6 separate regions of the Mus musculus genome follow, and regions 2, 3, 4, 5 and 6 are each linked to region 1. The links are chromatin loops, found by intact Hi-C in ENCODE. Cell type or tissue: heart. All regions are shown on one strand.

Region 1 (4,000 bases):
GACCAGGGAGGCAGGTACTCAACATCCCATAGATGGGAAATTTAAGAGCATGGGGTTTCTTTTGCCAAAGTTTTTTTTTTTTTTTTAGAAGGGGGATACTATTTTTAGGGTGTATCTTTACTAGTCCTCCCTGGTTTCTGTGAAGACACATTTGAAGGGAACAAGATGGGAAGCTAACAGAGTAATAGAGCTAGGATCTGAACCAACACAGTGATAGTCAGTATGGTTTCTGACAGAGAAGACCTGGCAGTACGTGTGGGGGTGACTAATATCTGGGTTGGGGGAATGTCAAACCTACCCGATACAGAGTCAGATACCACGCAGGTAAAGAAGGTGATGAATCCAGCTCTGGATGTATAGAACTGGATAGGTTTCCGGATTATCAGGTTTGATTCCCAGCACTCACATGGTGGCTTATAAACATCTGTAACTCCAGTTCCAGAGATTTTGGTACCGTCTTCTGACCTCCATGGGCACAGGAACACATATGGTACACAGACATACAGACAGGGAAAACATTCACACACATAAAATAATCTAAAAAGAACTTTGAAAACCATTTCTCTAGATTTTTTTTTGGGCGGGGGCGGGGTTCAAGACTCACTCTGTAGACCAGGCTGGCCTCAAACTCAGAAACCTGCCTGCATCTGCCTCCCGAGTGCTGGGATTAAAGGTGTGCACCTCCACTGCCCGGCTAGACAAGTTTTAAAATGCTTATCTGTTATTAGCCTATCTTATTTGTTATCACTCAAAATCTTTTGTACATTTTTCCACATTGAGTTGTTTTCTTGTTCCATTTAAGAATCCATTAGATTTGAATTCATCTTCAGTTTATTATTAATTTGTTTGTGTGTGGGGGGGTGTGGGGGTGTGTGTGGGTGTGCCAGCCTGTGGTGGTCAGGGGAGACCTCTGTGGAGTTGTTTTTCTTCCACCTTTAACTGGGTTCCAGGATTAAACTCAGGTTGTCAGACTTGCGTGACAAGTTCCTTTACCAGCATCTTGATAGCCTTCCTTTGGTTTGTTTGCTCTGTTGACAAGTCTTTTGTCAAATTTCTGGTTTGCAAACATTTTCTCTCAGTGTACGACTTCAGTCTTTTGAAGGGAGTTTTTATTATTAAAGTATGACTTTTTTTCCTCTCTCTTTGCAACATGCCTTTTATAGCATACCTGAGAAATCTCTCCCTGGATAGGTCAGATTTTCTTTTCTTTTCTTTTTTTTTTTTCTTCTGTTATAATTTTAGGTCTTTCCATTTACACCATGATCTATTTTGAGGTGTATGTATTTTAATATGGTGCAAAGAATAAATCAATTTAGTGGGAACAGGGAGAATCAGGTCTTCGTGCACCCTTGGAGGAAAAGGCTAGACTTAAGAAAAATCTGAAAGGCCATTACATTGTGCCAAGAGAAGCAATGAACTGTCTTCCCAACTTGGATAAAGTTACCAGTGAATTTAGGAAGAGCATCTGCAGTGTAAACTTTTCGCTTACTGGAGCTGCGTGTAACCAATCTTTAAGAATCTCTGCAACAACCGCTGAGAGGTTTAAAGCACTTTCCTTTTTGTTATGCGCTTCCCGCCATAGAACTACTTTCTTTTTTAAAATTATCCTTTGGTTAGCATACTAAGTAATGGGCTTCATTATGGCATTTTTCATCCGTATATGTCATCACATTCGTATTTAGTCATCCCTTGAGCACTCTTAAAAGGTCACTCTCCACCGAGGGTGACTAAGGCAGATTCCCTTGAGGCATTCTGGTATCAGATCCCAGGGACAAACCCCTAGAAGGAGTCACAGCCCCCCCCCCCCCCCTGGGAACTTAACAACCACACTCAGCAGGGCAAGCCAACCTGTCCCCTCACCAGGGTGACTTCTGGTTAAATTGCGACAGATCTACAGAGCGGGAATTCAAAGCTGAGCAAACGCGGGGTCGGTCAGGGAAGTCCCTCCGGTTGTTCCTGCCAGTGTGCGTCTGGAGGGCGATTGGGAGCTATCGTCATCAGCCCGGACGCCCTTTGGGGATGTTTGAGTCCTGGCTTGCCGGGAGCGTGGGCACGCTGGGTCCTTTCCAGGCGCACAGCTGGACCCATTCCTGACCCTTGACCTCTGCCCGGGAGTCAGCGAGTCCTGGAGGGCCTTGCGGGGGGTATGCGATCGCTCTATAGCTCGTTCCTGGAGCGGTCTGTCATCTCCGCCTCCTGCCAGTCGTAAAGTGCTGTGAAGGGCTCTGCGCTTTACGGCGCCGTTAGGTGAGACCCGGAAGCTCTGTCTCTGATGGGCACATGGTTTGGGGACTGCAATTATTAAAAGGCTGCAGTGAGACTTTGAGGGACGTCAGCGAATCACCTCCGAGTCTCTAAGCGGGTAATCGGATCACACTTTTAAAAACAGTCATTCCATTATTTTCTAAGAGTATGCAGGAGTGTCGGACGCACGCAGGGTGCCACCTTGGTTTTTATGTTCATCCCTAGACTTTAGGTCCCCGGTGTTAGCTGACGTTTTTCTGTTGTTCACTTCGCTCTGCAGTCTCCCCATCCCTGGAGTTCGGAATGCTTTACTTGATCGGCTTGGGCCTGGGAGATGCCAAGGACATCACAGTCAAGGGCCTGGAAGTTGTGAGACGATGCAGTCGCGTGTATCTGGAAGCCTACACCTCAGTCCTGACTGTAGGGAAGGAAGCCCTGGTACGTGATTAAAGTCCCCAGGCCTCTGGGGAAGACATCTAGCTAGCGTCCGATTCTCCTACCCTAGACTGCACAGACTCTAAGCGTCTGCTTTTTTTTTTTTTTTTTAAGCCCCTGTAAAACACACACCCTGTCCATTAAGATCTACTTCATACTCAGTGACTTGGGAAATGAAACGGTAGTTTGTCCTACTTTACAAGTCTAATTTTGTGCCTTTCTCCAGTAAATAAAAAAAAAAAAGTTATTTTACACTCTTGGGGATAGTTATCAAATCCGTTATTTCATGAGCTAGCCAGACATCCTTTCCGAGTTGAGTGCTAATGAGGTGCTGACACAGGCTTAATGAGTTGCTTATACATTCAGCAAGCGATCTGAAAGCTTCCGTCTTTGAAGTAGTTCCATAGGGAACAGCGATCTCATTTTTTTTTGTCTGCAACATAGCCAAAGAGACCTTACATGTACTCTCCCAGGAAGGCTGTCATTCCCACATGTACATATAGAGTGACTAAGTAACCAGAGGATGTATTAGTGCATTATATACCTTAAACAGGGTAAATATGTAAATAATAGTTACAACAAGAAGGGTCAGTTTCTGCTTGATTGTCAAACTTAAAGTGAACCCTATATTGAGATAAGATGCTGATGTGTTGTTAGAGGAGGAGAGGAAGGTTTTTTTGTTTTGTTTTGTTTTTTTAAATTGTCAAGTCTTCCATATAAAAGTGTGGGCCAGAGAACTTCCGGTCATATCTCTCAGATTCACAACTCAGAATTTTGAAGGTTTCAGGGTTATGTTAAAAATCTTGAATCCTAAATAGGCTTCTTCTTAAGTTGGTCATGAATTAGAAAAAAAAAAAAAAAAGTAGTGTTTAATGGTCAGTTTGACTTGCTGGCCACACTTGTCGGTGTTTATACTTACTTCAAGATGATAGAAATATGTCTTGGATCAGTGATCAGAAACTATAATGGACCTAAAACCATTTGAGAAAATAGATAACTGGCAGGTTAATCGAATAGAATATTAAACACAGCCAGGGCTACACAGAGAAACCCTGTCTCTAAAACAAAAACAAAAACCAAAAACAAACAAAAAGGGAAGACAGGCAGTCGTGGCACACACCTTTAATCCCAGCACTTGGGAGGCAGAGGCAGGCAGGTTTCTGAGTTCAAGGCCAGCCTGGTCTACAGAGTAAGTTCCAGGACAGACAGGGCTACACAGAGAAATCCTGTCTCAACCCCCCACCCCCAAAAAAGCAAAAAACAAAAGAATATTAGACAATAGCTTAGAGCAAAATTGGGACATAACTTGTTTTGCCTTGTG
Region 2 (4,000 bases), 91 kb after region 1:
TTGTGGCAAGATAAATTCATTGTGTGCGCATGAATTTATCTATTATTTATTTTTTGTTTGTATAAGAAATGAGTAAGAAGATAACAAGGAAAACAATTCAAGTTGGAAATAGAAAATCTATAACTCTTTAGGGTGAAAAAGCCTAAGTTTTTCCACCTCCAATCTGAAGTGTGCCAGTTCCTTTGCTGGGAGGACCCTATGGTCACTTTATCATAGCAGGACACCAATTTGCCCCACAGAGCTCTAGAGAAACATAAGCAGACTCGGGACAGAGGGCTAAATGCTTTGGAAGGGGGCTTTGGTAGAAGGTGCTCCAGGGAAACTCCACACAGTGTGGAGGGCAAATCAGGAAATGTTCCCCGAAGGGGGATACTTCATAGGAAGGATGTGGACTTGGGGTACACACATCTAGAGAGCTGAGGGGAAAGGTGCATCATTAAATGCAGGAAGAGTTGAGAGAGGAGACAAGAACAGGAATGTGGAGGGCTTATTGCCATAGTTAGGAAACTGAAAAGAAAAGACTCACTAGAGAAGACAGAGATTGGAGGTGGGGCAGGAGAGATGGAGGGAGGGGGATTAACAAAATTAAACAATATCAGGAAGTCTCATTAAGGATTATGAATTTTATTCTGAGAGAAAGAGTGAGAAAAGGATAAGATAATTGCAGTATATCACATAATCCGCATCAAAGAAATGTCACTGCAGCATGACAAGAGGGGACAAAGTGGTCATCACACCAAACAATGGCGGTGGTCAGAATTCTGGTAACAATGAGTGGAGAAAGAGCAAGGGAAATACTACGATCATACTCTTAAATAACCATTAGGGGCAACTAACACTATAATATACAACACAACAGAGTGCCCTCGAAACACCCACGGCAAGACAGGTAGTCACAGAAGTGAGCAAGTCTGTCAGGAAGTGGTCACATCCAAGCTAATTCCCGGGAGTGTGGTAAGACCTCCAGATGAGGGAAAGGAATTCTGAGCTCTAGAAAGGCTTCCAAACACCAGCTGGATCCCTGTGCCAATATTTAAAGAATAATCTGCATGTTTAAAATGTATGTCTATTCTTAGGGCAGAAACTGAAAAACAACCACCTCTAACTTTAACACTGCAATCCCATGGCAATCTATTCCATCAATCCTCGTCAACACTGAGTTATGAAGTCTGCGGTCTTACTTCTCACCAGCGTTCATCTCCCTACAAAAGCTGCTGCTGCTGCTGACAGGACAGCTACAGAGAGATGATAATGCTCCAACTGAGACACACTATGCAAAATTTAAAATGATCAAATGCAGCAAGATAAAGGAATATAATTCTAGTGTTTTAAAATAAAAATGAAGCCAACAATAAAGTGTGTTTTAGGACAAAGGATTTTAGAAGATAATATTAACTACACAATGCACTGCAGCAAGTGGTCGTTGCAGATGGACCTCCCTACAGTCTTCATAGACCACCAGCTCCGTGGCTGGTGAGCAAGCGAAAAGACCAATGAAATGGCAGAATTAAAGATGGGTCTGGCAGGGGCAACACTGATACCAGGGTTTGACATTGTCAGTTCTAGATATAAACTAAAATCGTCTAGTTAATGACTTTACATTGCCAAGATTTTATTCTATACATACAGTGTATGGTTTAAGATTTGAATTATGATCAACTACTTAAATGTCAAAAATCAAAAAGAAATGTTAAAACTCCAGGCAAGATATAAATGGGAAAAGCTATAAGGAGAACTTGGATAGGACTTGTTTTAAAGAGCAAAGGGAACCCCACATGATAATCTGCACTGAAGGTGCCCAGCCACTGGTTCTGTTGTCACCTCCCTCTCACTTAGTAACAGATGGTAGCAGTCTGAACCACTTACCTTACAACTATAAGAATGGCTATAAGAATCGAACAGATAGGATCTGCTATCATCAACCCAAAATTTTGCATCATGATGGCAGAGGCAATTACACCAATACTTCCCAGTGTATCGGCTAGAATGTGTAAAAATACACCTAGAAAGAAAGCATAGGAGAGATTAGAATACTCAAGTGGGAATATTTCTCAGGACTATACTTAAAATATCTTACATATCAAGGAAAAAAAATCAGTCAGGAGAAGTACAGTAGTAACTGTGTAGCAGAATATTTATAAACTGACATAACTGTTTTCATACTGACCAGTTTAAACATCTAACTGGTAAATTATGCTCAATCTTAACAGAACAGTGAAAGTGAAGGAGTTAAAAAAAAAGAAAAAGAAAGTGAAGGAGTAGAGAAAATTAGTTTTAAATGCTGTCTGTGAACATTCACTCTTACTTTAAAAAAGGTTAAATAATTTGTTCTGGAAAGAAAAGAGCATCAGGTTTTAAAAAAAAAAGATGAAGAAAGCAATTTAATTTTGAATACATGAACACATAGAGCCCTCTGCTGGTGATTTAAAATACTGCTTAAGGAATAAAATTTTATATGAACCCTAACTCGACTTAACCTGACATTAATTATCCAAAACATGCCACTACCTAAATTTGTTATTATCCTCAAATACACCAAGCAAAAAAGCAGTTACCTGACTAGGACAAGAAAATACATGTTGAACCTTTGAAATTAAGTACTAAGTAGGACATAGTAGACTATTAAGGACTATATAGGACTATTAAGATTCATAAGTGATATTGGCCTGGAAAACCATAAAAATCTCAAGAAAGAAATTATATATGCAACTCTTTTTGAAACTACCTAAGACAGTAACTCACTCAATATGTAGATCTTTAATAAATAAAATTTATCACACAGCAAAGCAATCTATAAACATAGGTACCAATAAAAACAAAAACAAAGAAAAGCCATAAACCACCGGCCTTCAGCACAGCTGCCCTGCAGGGCACTGGTTAAGATGGCAGACATGCGACCAGCTTAGAAATTCACGTCACATTCCCTGAACGATCAAAGGTAAATGTGTGCCAATTAAAACTGAAGGAAACTTTGTAGCAGCTTAAAATTTGAGCACTACTGAGTCACAGTAAATCTTAACGTTTGCTGGGAAAAGACACTTCCCCTGCCACCGTGTGACTTAGAGCAGGGCGCAGCAAAGGGCACTCGGGCCTTTCACTCTGTGCAGACCACTCTGCAGATCTTTACATTTGTGTGTGGATGTGTGTGTAAATGTATGTGCATCCCACAGCACATGTGCAGAGGGCATTGGCTTACTCCTTCTACCACGTGGAGCCTGAAGACTGAACCCAGGCTGTCAGGTTTGGCTGCATGTGTCCTTATACAGGTACCTCACCAGCCCTGAGTTGTTCTGTAACAAATGGTATTCATTTGGGCAGATAAAAATGAAATGTGTATTTCCACTGGTAAATACTTGTAAATAACCAACTTCTCTATTGTACTTTAAATACCAAAGAATAATATATATATATACATATATATGTATCAAAAACACTTTGGTTTCAAAAACTAAAAAAAAATGAAAAAGATGGATATAAATCAATACAATTGAAATCCCTACATTACAAACTCCTAAATGTAATAACATAGTTTTAAGTTTCTATATTCTCCAATTAGTGTTTTGGTACGAACAGAAATAAAAATGAAAAAAAAATGGTGAAAATAATCTGTTATTCATTTTTCTGATGCTGGAAAGTCCCTGCCTCCATGTAATCCTAACCAGAAAGTGGGTCTCATTAGCACACATCATTACTCTTTTATAGTAACTATTCATGAAGAAAAATCTCTGAGGAAATACATAAAGTCTGTTTAAGTCACATAAGATCGAGACCCTCCAACATTGCAACACACCAATGGTCTAACGTATCTAAAACCTGGCTCACTAAGCTGAAGATGCGCCAACAACTGAAAGCCACATTAGCTGGAGGGGCTCATGTGCTGAGTGTCCGAAGAGCTCTTGGGTAGCAGAGCTTTTACATCAGGCAGTCACAGCTGCCCAGCAGCTTCCTCCAGGCCCTCTTGAGACCAACAAACTCATGTAGTTCAGAAATAGGAATAAAA
Region 3 (4,000 bases), 85 kb before region 1:
GATATGAGTCTTCCTTATAAGAACACTTAGATGCTGCAAACTTTAACCCAGTGAAAAGTAACGTGAGGAGTAATAATTATTTAGAATGCTACAGTTTCACTAAAAAGACAAACCCAAAAGTCAGTTGTTTTCCTTTTAGGCGTTTAATGTCTTCTGTAGTTTTAAAAACAACAGCTTATGAACATAGAAGTCTTATTTTCCCCTGTTCATCATCATATTTTTGGTTTATCTGATCATAAAAGGGTGTGGTTCTCCATCCACAGCAACCGCGAAGCAGCCTGAGAAAGAGCAGCCCCGGGTGGGAAAGCTCTTTTAAGCACACAGCAGTAGGTAGCAGTCAAGAAGAAGCTAGCCAGTGCTCTTACACTGACAATGTAAACACTGATAACTGAGCTCAAAGTGTCCTCACCAGCACTTCGCCTGCATTTCTTATCCTGTCATTCATGAAGATGAGACATAGCCTTTCTTTTCTTGAATAAAAGTTTTAAGGGGATTTCCTCCTTTATTTCTCTTTGATTTTCTAGAAGAGAGTTTCAAATATGTTTTTTGCCATAAACGAGTACTTTGAATTTAAGTAGATTTTCCCCTTCTTCTGGAATCAAAATGCAGTCAGAGCTTCTTGCACTCTGCCAGTTGAGAATACAGAGAGCCTCCAAGTCATGGGCCACAGGAGGGGAGGTGACCACTGTGGCCTGTGGCCTAGCACTTGACTGTTACCTGTTACAGCAACTGCTATACATTTTGCGTACAATTCATTTCAGGACAAAAAAACAAAACGAAAAAAAAAAACAACACATAGGAAGGCAAATCTGATCATGTCAGAAAAGAGAATGAATTTGAGGTATTGCATACCTCACAAGAGTAAAAAAAACAAGACAGGAAAGTGAGTGGTTTCCTTAAGATTCCTATGCCACTCAGAGCAGGAAGGAAGCCCCACCCTCAAAGGCGCAGAGGGAAACAGCACTAGATAGGTTCCCCTGCACAAAGAGAAAAAGGTGAATTTGCATAAACATACAAAGCAGCTGAAAGCATAACTCAATGGCAGAGGGTTTGTCTAGATGCACAGAGCACTGGGTTCAAACTCCAGGATTGCAACAAATGAACAAACAGGCATCTTCATTGCCCGTACCATCTCCTCCTCTCATAAATGCTGTTCAGTGTCAGGGAAATGCGGCTGCCCTGTATGTAGGACAATCTACTGTAGCTCTCCACGTGTAGAAGGTACTAGGACTTTGTGCTTCCTCTGTTAAAGCAGGTGTGCAGGGCACTTGTGAACATACTCCCCGGAGCATGAATCCTGCCTAAAAGGGGATCTGAAAAATGTATAGATTTTTATATGCTAATGCTGACCTAATGGTTGCTCCCACCCTTAGAATTTCCAAATTAGCCAATATTATGCCATAGCTGCATTTTTTTTTCATTTCATGTATTCAGCGTTTGAGAACTAAGATTACTTTCTCTAGGTTTAGATTTATCTAGGTTAATGCTTATCAGAACATGGGCATCCTATACAGATTTTATTAGGAGCAGGGGGATATAGATATAAATCTATCAATAAGGAGCATCTAACTAGGAATGATACAAGATAAACTAGTATGCTGTGATGTATTGCATGCTTCTCCTGTGTGTGTTCTTGAAATAAACTCTGTGTGACTGAAGGGCTTGGTTAATCACACTTTTACTGCAGTGCAAGATAATTTTGCAAAGCAGAAGCGGCAACAACTTTGGAACCAAAGCCCATTTCTTTGTGTCTGACTGGCAGACTCAATTATGTAATCAGCAGTCTCTCTCAAAGTGAAAAGGCCAGCTTTTAATAAAAGATAGCCAGGGAGACAGAGAAGAAAGGGACAGACAAACCTGGCCACGGGTCTGCGGGGACAGTTCTTCAAGTTCTTTAGCCCAAGTATCCTTGCCAGAAAAGCCAGAAAAGCAGGACAATGTCACCCTGAAGCTATTCTAAAGAACTGCGGAGATCAATGTTGATAAGGTAATCTAGGCAATAAATATTCCTCCAAGTGCTTTATCCAGAGGGCAAGGGGGTCTGAATCAGACGTGATGATGCAATTAGGTTTGAACTTTTGGGAACCATGTTCCAGCTGAAACTCGGTGACTGAGGCCGATAGGAGAGTCAGAGGAAGTCAGTCAGCAGCAGACTGTTCCAGAGAGAAAAGTAGGACCTTGTTGAAGTAGAGGAATAAGGACAAAAAGAAATAAATGGATCCGAGTGTCAGTAAGAAACTTTAAAAGGACCGTTGAGGAAAAGGGTAGTGGGCTGCACACAGATGGTAGGAGCAGGATACGGAAGCCTCCCACAGGAGCAGGCAGTGGTGCCTTTAGCTAGTAGAGGGAACATAGGAAATGTGGCAGGTCTCATAGGAGAGATAATGTTCTAGAAAGGCTGTGTCTGAGACACCCATGAGCCCTTCGGGTAGTGATATATAACACATAATTAGAAATACAGGCCTAGGGATAACAAAGACCATGACACAGTGCAGAATCCAGCACTCAGTGACTGTTACTGGGCGCTGCCTGAGCAAATCTCTCCTTACCTCACTTCTCTGCAAGTATCAATTCAGGGACCATGAACAAGACATTTTAGTGTCTGTCGGCTTTCATTGTGAACTTTACACAACCTGGAATCACCTGGGAAGAAAGTCTCCCTTAGAGATCACCTACATTGTGTTGGCTTGTGGGCATATCTGTGCAGAATTTCTTAATTTGGTTGATGGGCATAGGAAAGCCCAGTCCTGTCTGAGCAGCACCATTCCCTAAACAGGAGATTTTGATGTGTGTCCCAGTGGAGAAATCAAACAGAATGCAAGCAAGTAAAGAAGAGCGAGCCTGCGTTCATTCCTCTCTGCATCAAGCTCCGGCCGTTGTGACTTCCCTGATTTGATGGACTGAAACCTGGAACTCTAAGCTGGGATGAACCCATTGTCCGTGCAGGTGCTTTTGCTGGTTATTTGATCACAGCAACAGAAAGGAAACACAACAGTGAGGTACACGTAGCTCATCGTGTGGGTCTGCCTTGCTAGCGGTTGGTACTACTTGAAAACCCCCTTAGATCACATCTCAGCTCCATCCCCCTCTCCCAACCCCCAGTTATCCCAATGCTTTTCAGAAAGTTTCTGTCTTGTTTCACTTCTAGTCACCTGCACCCAGCACTATGGTTGCAGCCCCCATGCTTGCCTCTACCGATTTGTTCTCCCTCCGTGAAACAGGTAAGAATCGCTGTTCCAGCAGCCGGGCTTCTCATGTGGTTTTCTCCCACCCAAACTTGTGTTGAACCTTAATTCCTCAGTGAGGTGGTACCAGGAGTCCAAACCTTGCACATGTACTTAGGTCATAGGGGGTCAGGGTGGGAGTTTCCTCAGAAGTCAATTGTGTTTCGTGAGAGAGTAGGTTAGGTCTTAGGAGATGAAGGAGAGTCTTGTTGGGTTGGAGCAGTCATCATGAGAGTGAGTTACCACAAAGCAAGTTTGCAGACTCAGAACCATAGCACCATCCAAGTGTCTCTTACCCAATGTGGCTCTTCAAATATGGAATTGAGAAGACCATGAGATGAACCAGCCCTCGTCCTCACCATTCATTCGATCTGCGGCCTTTGGTTGAGCAATAGAAAACAGACCTAAAAGTTCTAACTTTTTTGTATTTCAACAACATACATCAAGTCTACGCTCTGTGGCATTTCATGGTTACCATCCAGTTGAGTGTAACATGTTGGAACCTTGTAGAACTACCCCCTCAATACGGGATCACATACAAGTCACTACAGACACAAACAGCCCCGTCATGCGCCATGTTTAGTGTATTCAGTGCCAGTGTGGAGTGAGGCTACAGTGAGCAGATAGAGATGTGAGAGCATGCCCAGGTCCAGCAGGCATTCCTCAGAGAACATGCAAAGATCCAGAGTTGAGAACACCACTTATTGGAGATTTGCAAGAGCCAAAGAGTAAGGCTGGAGAAGAATTGGTTGAGGAAGGAGCTTCAGTGCACAAGA
Region 4 (4,000 bases), 69 kb before region 1:
AAAACAAAGCGCTTTTTCAGAAATCACTGTGATTGTACTCCAGACTCTCTCACACCGCTTCCCTCCACTCTCTTTTTTTGTTTTGTCTTTTTGGAACAGAGTCTTACTTTGTCACCTTGTCTGGTCTGGCACTTGCTATGTAGACCAGACTGGCCTTGAAAACTCAAAGACCTACCTGCTTCTGTGTTTTCTTCCTTTTGGAAAATAGTCATTTGGTCACTGCCAAATGTCTTGCCTTGACTCTAGGCCTTGAGAGGTAATAATGAGGGTGGTGCCAAGGCCAAAGGCTGATTTGGGGTGTGCTCACTGGAGTAGCAGAAAGACAGGGTAAACTGTAGAGAGGAACATGGAGGTTTACCACAGAATGACCCCAAATCCATGAGACATAGGATCTTTGAGATGCACCTTGGTTTAGCAATGGGAACAGGCAGAGCTTGTCTCCCAGATCAGTGCAGTAAGTAGCAAGCACAAAGGCAAACCAGAAAGAAAGAGGGTCTAGAATTTTTACTGTGACCAGGGTTGCTTACCTGATCTTTCTCTGCCCCAGAGACAGCATGTCTAAAAGGCGCAACAAAGGCAGGTATTCTTTCTCCAGCTTGGCGTCTGGAGTTTCCTACAGTCTCATCTCCACCCGTGTGTGCCACCCACTGCCACATGCTTCACCCATTTAAACAAAAAGATTCCACTGTCTGTGCTGAAAAAAGGGTGGGCTAAGTGGAGAAAACACAACTGAGGATGAGACTGTGTGTGTGTGTGTGTGTGTGTGTGTGCGCACACGCACAAGTGTGGTGCATACTTTAGGAATTCAGTAAAACAGACTAGAAGTAGAAGTTTAATGAACAATGAGGTAGAAGTATTAGCCAGCTTAAAAATTATATTTAAAACGTCAAGGCTACCAATGTACCTCGGTGTAGAATACTTGGCCAGCATGTGTAAAACCCAGTGTTTTATCCTAAATGAACGCACACACGCGCACGCGCGCGCACACACACACTATGGATTAGTTGGAAAGCAGAATATATTCAGAACTCGGGTAGTTCAGGAAGGAAGCTGGCAAGCAGTGGTGAGATGCATGGTATGGATTATCTCCAGCAGCCTAAACATAACTTAAGGAACCAAGTACAGCTAAGCGAAACCAGAAAACCAACGAGTAATACAGATGGCATGAATTTGAACCAAGACTTCGGTAAAGGGCAGTAGAGAGAACAGCAAAATGGAGGAAGATCTGCGAGGGTCTGCATGCAGACACTGAGCTACAGGGCAGCTGGCACAAGTCCCGAGGCTTTGGACAGGACAGTTAGACTGAAAATGATGTATTCACCGATACTAGGGGAACAGAAAACGTGCCAGACATAGAAAGAAGACGAGTTTACTTTTGGACACATTGAACTGATCCCTCTGCGGTTAAATGAAGCCTGAGCTTCCAGGAGTGCAGGTGCTGCAGACTTGGGTCTCTCAGGAGTTAGGAGGTGGAGCCGAGAGAAAGGTAATTATATCCTAGAGAACTATACTTCCCACGTGAATTAATGCTGTCTCATGGGGGGGTAGGTCAGGTCTCACGGGAAAGGATTACTTCTTCTTCACAGGCAGTCGCTTCCCTCTCACTTCCCTTCCGTGTTACCACAGAGCCAGGGGTCCTCTTGAGGGCATCGGAGCTGTGCTATTTAGACCCTTTGCTACCAGAGTCCTGGCAAATAAAGCCCCTTAGAAGTCGTCTAGCATCTGACATTTTGTTTTAGCAGAACAAAACTGATAAGGCAAAATCAGTAGGTCCAGAATGAAATTTACATACATGAAAACCAGGCACAGAGCAGGGTGGTTAGTGGAAACGTGTTCTAACCTACTGGTGTGAAACATCATCTCTACGTCTTCAAAGAATGTGAGCTGCTCCCTTGGCCTTGGTCCCTTGGATTTCACACATAATTCATTCATAAATGGTCATCCGTGTATTTTTACCATCGAGGACATTACACACTTTTATTTCTTGTCTGATGTCTAAGGCAAACTCGAAATGTTTGGTAGTGTCCTGCCATCTGTGTGTGGGATAAAAATCTATGTCATGAACACAGTACCCAAATTAGCACAAAGCAGGCACCTCTCCGTTTCCCTGTGGAAAAGGCAGTTGCATCTGCCTTTGAGGCTTTTTCTTAGTCCAAGGTCTTGCAAGGATTTAAATGTGTGTAACCCTGGTGTGGGAATGGAGGCTTGAGAAGTGCAGCACATGAGCCTGGTTAGTCAGATGTTTCTCATGGGACTTTCCATCCTATGCACAATACAGAGACAGGGGACAGTGGTGACAGGAGGCTGGCACCTCACCACCAGATTCAGAAGTGAAGGGGCAGCTGGGAGCCTGCTCCGTGCTTCCTGCTCTTTGCACACCTCCCTCCCCCCCCACCCCACCCCCACCGGTCTCCTGTAGGGTCTACGAGTCTGGTATCTTTTCTGCAAGTTTCCTTTTCTTCAATTAGTCAATTGCTCTCTGCCTCTTTTGATAAGAAAACTGGCAGAACATCGGGGTACATTAAGTCATTCAATCAATAAGAAAAATACAGAGTATTTATTTTCCCAGTAAATCTCCAATTGGAAAAATGATTGCTATTAAAGCCAAGGAGTGTAGCAGAGGAGACCTCAACCATGACTTCTTTCAAAGGGAACTTTATTAGCTTATCTGCAGCTCACAGCTCACCACATTCCTTCCTGTCAGCCTGCCGTCTACCCTTTACAGTAAGTCAGGCATAGCCAGGGATAATTCTAGTAAAGCCTATCGAGTTAGTAGGGGAAGCAATTCCTCTAATTTCTTTAATTTTGTTTAAAATCATAAAAGATTTATTTTTGCAGCCGTTGGAATCCACATAGAAAAGAGATCTTAAATATCCAAGAAACGTATGCTGAGTGGCTGTCAGGGGCACAGCTCAGCCGTGCACCAGGTGTTGTTTTCTGTAGTGTGCTCAGCTTGATAGCACTTCGTCAAGTGTCTGCCCTCACGATGCTTACAGTAAAGGAGACAGGGAGGAGGGATGTCAAAATAATACCAGCGAGTTATGGCATACATGAAGGATTCTAAGAGTGCTCAACGGGGACTCTGCTCCTCCACCCTCCCCACACAAGTGCATTGCTTACAAAAGAGCTCTCCAAAGACAGATCTAATGTGCTGGGACCCGGAGCGAGAGAAGGAGCCGCTGAATAAGAAGGTGGCAGAGCTTAACTGTGGGTTCACCCAGTGTGCGATGTGGGACTTTGGTCTCCTGATTGAGCCTGTCTGTGCCTTAGCTCCCTTTTCCATTAGATGAGCAGTGCGTGTGACCTGTCCCACCAACTGCTGTGATGAGTGCACGCACGGGTGTTTGGAAGGTATGACGATGTGTCCCCAGTGCACAGAATAAGCAAATGGGTAATAGCTATTATCGAAGCACCATTCTTATTCCAGAAGAAGTCAGCAAGTGTGAAAGCCTTAGGCAGGCAAGACCCTCAGAACATCAAACTGAAGTAAGTTTGTGGTGCCAACAGAGCAGGTGAAGAGACCTTAAGTGGTTGACCACAAGGCTGGAAACAGGATCAGACAATGCCGGGCCTGGCAGTCCTTAGCAAAGTCTTTGGATTTTTTTTTCCTAAGTGAAGTTAAGAATGTAAGCAGGAGACAGAGGTCACTGGATTTATGTTGTAAGATCATTGTTTCCTCTGCTCTGGGACAAGTGGATGTAGAGGCGGCAGTGGAAGTGTGGTGACAGCTAGGGAGATGGTGTTCCATTTTCAAGAGGTAGAGACGGTAGTGGCTTTGGCCGAGAAGGAAAGAGTATAGACTTGGCAGCATTGGGAATTAGTTGAGTATGAGGAAAAGGGGAGAGAGAACTGCATAAACCAACGGGCAAATGTTCACGGAACAAGTGTAACCTAATGAAAATTTAGCTCACAGGACTGAGAGGGGGCAATGTGGGTGAACAGTGTGAGAGCCTGACTTCAGTCCCCAGGACCTGTGATAGAAGGAGAGCACCAACTTGTG
Region 5 (4,000 bases), 230 kb before region 1:
TCAAGGTATCTGAGGCTCATGGGTCACAGGGATCCATCACTGTCTGCAGAGCTGAAATTTACTTACGGGATGAAAAGCGTAGGAACTGATAAACTTTATATGACCAGAAGGCACTGACATAAACTTTATGTGACCAGAAGGCACTGACGTTTCTAAGAGAGGACTGATAAACATCAAAACAAGCACCAACCCAGACACACAACAGTGATGCCCCAGAACAAGAGAAGAAAGGTCAGACAGCCAGAAAGAAGGAGGTCGAGAAGCAGTTCTTCTTCAAGTAGAGAGGTGAATGCCTGTGATATCAGCACTCTGAAAACAGACACCCTTTGGAAGAGGAAAGAATGACACTAAACAGTAGCCCAGAGTTCACAGCTCCCTTGTCACCTGGCTCCCTCTGGAGTCATCCAGAAAGCTTTCCAAAAGTACCAGAAATTGAGTCCCAGCCACAGCATAAGTCAGAATCTCTGCAGCTGAGCCCTGACAGTGGGATTGTTTTTTAAGGGTCTTACATGATTTGTATGCACAATTAGAGCAGAAATTTACAGACAGACAGGTCTAAAGAAACCCTGTTTGTTAGAGATGCTGTAAGGGACAATCTATTGGAGGTGGGGCCTTTCCATCTTAGAATTTAATAAATAACTGGTCCTCACCTCCTTGCTGTCCGTCAGCTGCATTTGTTGCTGTGGATCCAGAATCGAGCATGCTCACTTCCATGCTGTCCCCTTGTGTCATTTGCTAGCTGTAGATCATGATTATGGTCTTCCATCAATCTGAGCTCAGCCAGCCTTCCCCACTAGAGCAGCAAACAAGCCTCTTCTCAGGTCACCTTCACTTTGCCTCTCAGAGGTCTCGTGCTAAGAGGAAGCCCAAAGGGCCTTTGTTTTCTGCATAGCTGCCAAATCTGTGTGTCACTTCTTTTCCGTGATATCAAGATGTGGGTTTAGATCCAGGTATGGTAGGCAGTTCATGCCCATAATCTCAGCAGGCAGAGACAGGAAAAGCACTATGAGTTTGAAGCCAGCGTAAGTCACAGTTTCAGGTCAGCCTGGACTATGGGACGAGACTCTGGCTCAAAAACAAGAACCAACAGAGAGACTATTGAAGGAAGAGGAGAGAGAGGAGGAGAAGAAAAGGAGGAGGAGGAGGAGAATAAAGTTGCATAAAGACACATAGTGCTGCTACCTTTTCTGTTCGTACAGGGATCAGTACAATACAAAACAAACGAACAAACAAAAACAAAAACAAAAAAACAAAACCTCCAGATAGTCTTATCTTTACCCCCAACCCATAAATCTCACACCCAGGCAAGCATCATTTGCAATTTCCAATTCCATGAAATTCTTTAGGGTAACCCCCTCAACAAAAATTTTAGTTGAAAAAATCATCCCTGCTTGCCTTTTTCTTTTCCCTACATTGCTTAGCCCAGCCTAGCTCTCTATAGGTGGTTCTTCCACATCTGCCTCCTGAGTGCATGTTTCACACACTGCACAAACCCGCAGATTTAACAGCCACAGATGAGGTCATTAAAGCTATGGAATCTTCCGTGGACTTCCCCCACTTCTTGATTCCCGCAAACATTTCATCTCTCCCACACAGCACGTCAGACCCTAGCTAAGTTTCTGCAGCTGTGCCCAAAGAGACTCTGTGACTATAGACTCCCATTAGTGGCACAGAAAACCCACTAATTAATTAAATTAAATTAATTAAAGCCTAAGATTCATAGGACAGTGGTAGTAATAAAGCACTATCAATCCCCGCTCTTTGTAAAAGACAGAGTTACTAACAAGCTCACTATACAAAGGTTTCTGTAGCCAATTCATCTAAGTTGTTTTCAGCCTGAGTTGTTTTCAGGAGACAGTGAAAGAAGTAGAAGTAACTCTGCAATTCCTTCTTGGTGCTGGCACAGGCCTGAGGGCCACTAGGTGGCAATAGCGACCTAAAAACAAGCCCAATGCTCCTAGAGCCCAAACTGATAGAGTGAACTACCATGTAGCTGTCCAGCCTGGCTCACAGCCATAGCACAGGGTCCAATTAATTCACCCTCTTGATTGGCTATAGCCTCACTGTGATAGTAGTGAACTGAGGAAGGGGGCGCTATGCTATGCTTTGATTGCGGATAGGGTTCGTAGTGTAGCCCAGGCTGTCAAGGAAATTATCAGATAGCTCAGGCTGACCTCAAATTCAACTTAACCTTCCTTCCTTGCATCACTCCACTGGGATTACATGAGTAATCATATTTTAAAGACTGTTAACATATTTGCATGCCTCATGAAGGCACTGAAAACTAGGAAGCCCAACCATATACCCTTCTTTTAAATGTACACACAGAGTCCATATACTTCTATGTATAATATTCAAATATTTCCTCACATTGTTTCCTTTTTCTGTCCACTCTTCATTCTTGAAGGAAGAAGAGCAATGTCACCTTCTTCCTTAGTTACTCCAAGCAACAATGCTGGTCTGTCCAGTGACCACCCACAGTACATAGAGCCTCTACCGCATAGCTTCTTCTTCTCTTCCTATTCTATTCTTACGTATTGACTCCTTTTAAGTTCTATAGAGGAAAGCAAAGTGATCCCCTGCTTGTTTGAGCGTACACAGAGGTACCTAACACAGTGTCTTCCTCTTGATTTTACTTCTTCCAACTCAAAAAACTACACCATTGTCATTTTAATGTGAACAAATGATGGTTTGAAGGGACAAACATCTTATAGGCAATCACTAAAGGAACATATTTTATTAGTATAAATGTATGAAGATGTAAGCTAGCAATATCACTGTCTCATAGAAATGCCAAAGGGTTGATTACTTGGCCTTGTCTAAGTCCCAAAGTCAGACAGCTTAGGGACATAATCCCCCATCTTTAACAAGCTTTGTTGTCCTCAGTGGCAGGTCCACCACAGGCCCCCAAATGACAGTGTGCTGGTAGTGTCCTAAAATAATGGCTCAAGCCCAGTGCGAGCTAGATTTGTATCGGGTAAACAGAAACTTAAACTCAGCATTCCTCGGAAACCTCATAATGTGGGTTTCCGAGCACCAGGACCGTCACCACTTTCTCTCTTTATTCTCAGCCAGCAACTGCCATGGGCAAACTGCCAGCGGACCCAAACACCCAATCATCACTAACAGCTTTGATCCCTGCATCAGCTCAGAGACCCCCACCCTTCTGACTCCCATATAAAATTTGGTCATTTCCCCTCCAAGCTACCGCTCCCTACTCTCAGCTCAGCTAGGTAGTTTGTTCCCAACAAACTGTTTTTCTATCCAGCGAGTGGTCTAGTTCAGGGATTTTGCAGTGCTTGCTTACAGTGAACTTATCAGTTCACTGTAAAAATAAGCAAATATTAATAATGTGACCTAACTCAGGGAGATTTGCATTTGCCTTTTTAATAGTAAAAGAATCTACCATGATATCTATTCCCTTGAAAAAAATGTTCTAAATTCAGTGTTGGGACTCAGAACATGATATCCCCAAAGCATGGTGCTTTGACGTGCTGAATGGCCCCAGAAACAAGGTTTCCCTGACTTTCTCCTATCTCTTTGTCCTGCCTGACTTTCTTCGTACTAAGCAATTTATGGAGATCAGAAATAAGGGGCTGGGGCTCTAGTTCACATGGCAGAGTGTTTGCCCAGCATTCATGAAGCCTATCACTTGAGTACTAGTGACGTAGAGCCAGCATGATTAGGAAGGGGTTCAACATCAAACACAACTACATAGTTCAATTGGCAGCCATGCTTGGGAGGATGAGACAGAGATATAGAGATACAGACAGAGACAGAAAGACAGACAGGCAGAAATACACAGAGAGACAGAGAGAGATGGAGTGACAGAGAGAGACAGAGACAGAGACAGAGAGAGACAGAGAGAGACAGAGGGAAACAGAGACATGGAGACAAAGAGACAAAGAGATAGAGAGATAGAAACAGTGTAAAATCCAGAAACCCATCTTTCTTGAAATATGCCATTCCAGAGAGCCTTGCCCCATAGTAGAAAGAAGGG
Region 6 (4,000 bases), 91 kb before region 1:
TTCTTCTTTTTTCTAATACACTGAGCCCAGTTAGTGTGCCCCTGTGTGCATGGGTATGTGGACATCCAGTAGAACATGGGAAATGTACCAATAAGAACACTCTCCAAGGAATCATCTTCTCTTGGGCAGCTTTCAATAGTCATCTTGGTAGCTTTCAACAGTTCCTCCGTGAGGAGTGGGGGTCTGGAGAGCACCTGCCCCCTCTGCGCCAGTGTGTTGGCTATCTTGATCTTGTACAGAGAACCAGAGCTGCAATGAATTCATGATTACAACATCATGAATTACAACTTCGGTGTCCCGAAGACAACACTTTATATCATGTCTCCCCATCCTTCAGCTCTTCCACTTTTAACACCCTCTTCTGAGATGTTCCTGGAGCCTTAGGGAGCCCACATTTGATAAAGTTGTCCCATTTAAGGCACAAGAACTCAGTTTCTTGTTCTCTACATATTGGCTGCTGCTGCCCACTTCAAAATTAGTAGTCTTTGACCAAGGCTGAGAAAAGCCCAGGTCTATAGGTATAAACAAATGTTTATCAGGCAATTTGACAATGTGACCATTTAACAAAATAACCATAGCCTAGGACCTCCCAGCCATGAACTTTTGATCAAGATTAGAGCATATAAGCCTGGCATTCTCTCCTGTGGAAGAGGTCTTAAACCCAATTTTTTTTAAAAAATGTAGTTACCCAATAGCAGCCATGCCACTATTGTGACAGCAGGCATGGTGACTGCAAGGATGCTACGGTAGCTGCAGGCTCCAGGGTTGGTGAGACCACTGCTGTCTCTTCTCCCCAGCAGCCTGCATAGCACCTGCCAACAGTCAGCTTGGGATTGGTTTCTCCCATGTCCTGTAGTCAGTGTGTGAGTAGCCCCATTTTATGCCACCACATTGCAACCAAGGCTGTTGCAATAATTTATATTTCAAGAAGCAATGGACAATGGTTTCCAGCTTATCTCCATACCTTGTCTTATTTTCTCTTATTATTTTGTTTTGGTTTTGTTTTTTTCAATTGTTGTTTGTTGTTTTGTTTTGTTTTGTTTTTGAGACAGGTTTTCTCTGTGTATCCCTGACTATCTTGGAACTCACTCTATAGAATAAGCTGGCCTCAATCTCAGAGATCCCATCTGCCTCTGCCTCCCAAGTGCTGGGATTAAAGACATGTGTCACCACCACACCAGGCTTGTTTTACCTCTTTTTAACAGCCAACTAGTAGACATAAAATGATATAGCTACACTTAATTTTAATGTATTTAAGCATCTGTCCTTCCAGTCTAACAAAACATTTTGAATCCCTGTCAATGTTTGAATAATTCTACATCTTGGTTTTATTACGATACCATCTTCTTTGGGTACGTAGTGACAGAATCATCTTCTGACCACCCCAAGATGCAGGTAAAGAGATGAATGGAAGAAGGGTGAAGGGGGCGGGACTTTTCCATACAACTAGATTGGTTATCTGGAATAGCAGAAGATCCTTTCCATATTTCTGGCACAAGCAGTTGGTAGACAATGGAGCCAACCACCAAGCTAGAGAAAAGAAGGGGCAAGGAGGGCAGCTAGAGGGAAAAATAACTGTGATAAAGTACTTTGCACATCATGGACAGGTCTGGTCAATGTGCAACTGAATCTAGAAATGGAGTGTCTTAGTTAGGTTTTTACTGCTTTGAACAGACCCTATGACCAAGGCAACTCTAATAAGGACAACATTTAAATGAGACTGGCTTACAGGTTCAGAGGTTCAGACCATTATGATCAAGGAAGGAACACGGCAACATCCAGGCAGGCATGGTGCAGAAGGAGGTAAGTTCTACATCTTTATCTGAAGGCTGCTAGCAGAATACTGGCTTTCAGACAGCTAACATGAGGGTCTTAAAGCCCACACCCACAGTGACATACCTACTCCAACAGGGCTACAACTTCTAATAGTGCCACAACCTGGGCTGAGTATATACAAACTATCACATGGAGATAAAGTAGGGACCAAGAAAGAAAGTTTTGAGTGATTAGTGTATAGTGAAGCCGTCAGGCTGAGGTCTTTGCCTGTGTGCCAGCTGAGAAGGGAGTGTCAGGAACAGATCAGTTGGATCCACTGGTAGCTGCGAATGGAATTATAATAGTGTGATAAAAGTGATGCCTTAAGAACCTGGGAAAGAAAGATTTTAAAAGCCACTGGCTTCAAACTTGCACATTACATAAGTAAAGAATGAAAATGATCTGTTGAATCTGGTTCCCTGTGCAGTCACAAGCTACTAATGCTCATACCGTCATGGCCGCTGACAGTCTAGAGCACTGGTTCTCCACCTTCCTAATGCTGTGACCCTTTAATACAGTTCCTCATGTTGTGGTGGCCCCTAACCATAAAATTATTTTGGTTGCTATTTTGTAACTGTAATATTGCTACTTTTATGAATCATCATGTAAATATTGGATGTGCAGGATATTGATATGCTAGCACAAAGGGGTCACGCCCCCCCCCCCCCCGGGTAAGAACCATTGGTCTAGAGGAACCAGGAAAAAAGGATCAAGCAAGCATCAGTTGTTTGTTCATCAAAGTTTAAGCAGAAGGAGAAATTCAGGGTACACGCTTTTTAAAACGCACTTGCTTTTAATCACTTGAGCTTGTTTATATGCTCAGGTGGGGAAGCTAAAGACAGGACAGAAGCATGAAAAGAGATGGCTGATGGATTTTGGTCCCATGGAAAGCAAGAGAGAAAGAGAAGCAGAACACAGGGGGTTGGATTAGCCTTGGCTGTGTAAAGCGAAGCTGAAGTTCCCAGCCATGGAATGGAAGAGACAAGGTCATTGCCTGGCAAGATGTCCTCAGATGTTGGGGGAAGAGGAAACTTTGTGAAGTAGGATTAAAGGGTGTCCTTGAGAAAATCCATACGGTAATGCCCTGCAGTGTACATTGAGTGAGGTAAGAGATAAAGTTAGGAAGAAACACCTTGGTGGGCAGGAAGTTATAAGGAGAAGGATTGGAAAAGAGAGAGGAACGCAGCTCCATCATATTCTTTGAAAGTCAATTAGAAGCCACACATTTCTTCTGATGAATCCTGCTTGACAGTGCTGATAAAATGAGGATTTAGAGTTAGCACAACACATCAAAGTTCTCTATAGACAAAATTGAGGTCAGCATCAACTTACCTCGTTTATATTTGTCTTTGGACACCATATGCATAAAGCTGTCGTAGGATGCATATACCCATGCACACAAAGGAGCCGCCTCAAAAATCCTATATAAACCAGGAATACATCAAATGTTTCTGCCATTTCCAGACAGGATCTCATTGTGTAGCGTTACAGAAACCTCAAATCTTTGTACTTGGTATTCCTGAGTGCTAACATTACTGATGTGTGCCAGAATACCTGGCTAGATAAGAATATTTAGCCACTTATGAAGAGTACAATTCATTAATATAAAACACAATTCATTTACATTGTGCTACTGTCAATATCAAATAATATTAGTGAATTTTTAGCATGCGACATTAAAAGTGTGTACCCACGGGGAAGCACCTCCAAATTACCCATGACTTCCACTTTCTGGTAACTGACATTCCATTTCCACTTATATAAGTGGCATCATGCAATATTTGTTCTTTGTGTCTACTTTACTTCACTTAAAATAAAATCAGTTTTGTAACTCCTGGGAGGGATAGGAAAAGTTCACAGAGAAGTGGGATTATAATTGGGAACTGAGAGATGTAGGGGTACACCGTGCAGATCCACAGTGGCATCCCACTCTGACGTGAGAGAGCCCAGTGATAGCAGCGAACTTAAAGATACATTTCAGCAAGTCATAGAGGATGCACCACCAGGGAAGCTCAACTGAAGAAGAACCAGCTAGGGAAGATAATGCTACCCAAACCCAGGAGTGAAGAGCCAAGTGGGATGCTGAGAGAGCGCCAAACGCTCTGCTGGGCTAGAATGAAAGGTGCCCTGGAAACTGCTGAGGTGGTAAATATAGAACAGATTGGGGTGAATACAGCCAATGGTC

The links. A loop is a pair of places that touch in the nucleus more often than their neighbours do. Peaks named below come from ENCODE experiments on the same cell type or tissue, not always from the same donor. Only the 100,000 strongest peaks of a DNase experiment are listed, where the experiment ranks them.
Region 2: it touches region 1 in a loop (2.7-fold over the local background); 3 of 42 quality-filtered maps call a loop at or near these places.
Region 3: a loop joins it to region 1, with 2.2 times the contacts of the local background. A loop is called at or near these places in 10 of 42 quality-filtered maps.
Region 4: a loop joins it to region 1, with 3.0 times the contacts of the local background. A loop is called at or near these places in 8 of 42 quality-filtered maps.
Region 5: a loop joins it to region 1, with 4 times the contacts of the local background. A loop is called at or near these places in 9 of 42 quality-filtered maps.
Region 6: it touches region 1 in a loop (2.3-fold over the local background); 7 of 42 quality-filtered maps call a loop at or near these places.

Annotation. Positions count from the first base shown.
Region 1 is chr3:115,885,916-115,889,915 of GRCm38, forward strand. It overlaps Dph5 (diphthamide biosynthesis 5), which reads left to right and starts at 2,268. Exons shown (of 8, transcript NM_027193.2): 1 at 2,268-2,362; 2 at 2,525-2,682. The coding sequence starts at 2,548. It overlaps A930005H10Rik (RIKEN cDNA A930005H10 gene), which reads right to left and starts at 2,215. Exons shown (of 2, transcript NR_015487.1): 1 at 1,849-2,215. In heart, no CTCF peak of the experiment used is centred here; a DNase peak (open chromatin) is centred at 2,186; H3K4me3 peaks cover 2,183 bases; H3K27ac peaks cover 1,812 bases.
Region 2 is chr3:115,976,778-115,980,777 of GRCm38, forward strand. Slc30a7 (solute carrier family 30 (zinc transporter), member 7) reads right to left here. Exons shown (of 11, transcript NM_023214.7): 8 at 1,867-2,002. Mir669n (microRNA 669n) reads left to right here and starts at 3,125; the gene lies at 3,125-3,178. In heart, a CTCF peak has its summit at 2,417 (motif pointing left); no DNase peak of the experiment used is centred here.
Region 3 is chr3:115,800,777-115,804,776 of GRCm38, forward strand. No RefSeq gene overlaps it. Among named protein-coding and RNA genes, the nearest start is that of A930005H10Rik, 85 kb to the right of the region's middle. In heart, no CTCF peak of the experiment used is centred here; no DNase peak of the experiment used is centred here; H3K27ac peaks cover 636 bases.
Region 4 is chr3:115,817,321-115,821,320 of GRCm38, forward strand. No RefSeq gene overlaps it. Among named protein-coding and RNA genes, the nearest start is that of A930005H10Rik, 69 kb to the right of the region's middle. In heart, no CTCF peak of the experiment used is centred here; a DNase peak (open chromatin) is centred at 2,231; H3K4me3 peaks cover 1,174 bases; H3K27ac peaks cover 3,413 bases.
Region 5 is chr3:115,659,293-115,663,292 of GRCm38, forward strand. No RefSeq gene overlaps it. Among named protein-coding and RNA genes, the nearest start is that of Gm40124, 20 kb to the left of the region's middle. In heart, a CTCF peak has its summit at 1,917 (motif pointing right); a DNase peak (open chromatin) is centred at 1,999.
Region 6 is chr3:115,795,212-115,799,211 of GRCm38, forward strand. No RefSeq gene overlaps it. Among named protein-coding and RNA genes, the nearest start is that of S1pr1, 82 kb to the left of the region's middle. In heart, no CTCF peak of the experiment used is centred here; no DNase peak of the experiment used is centred here.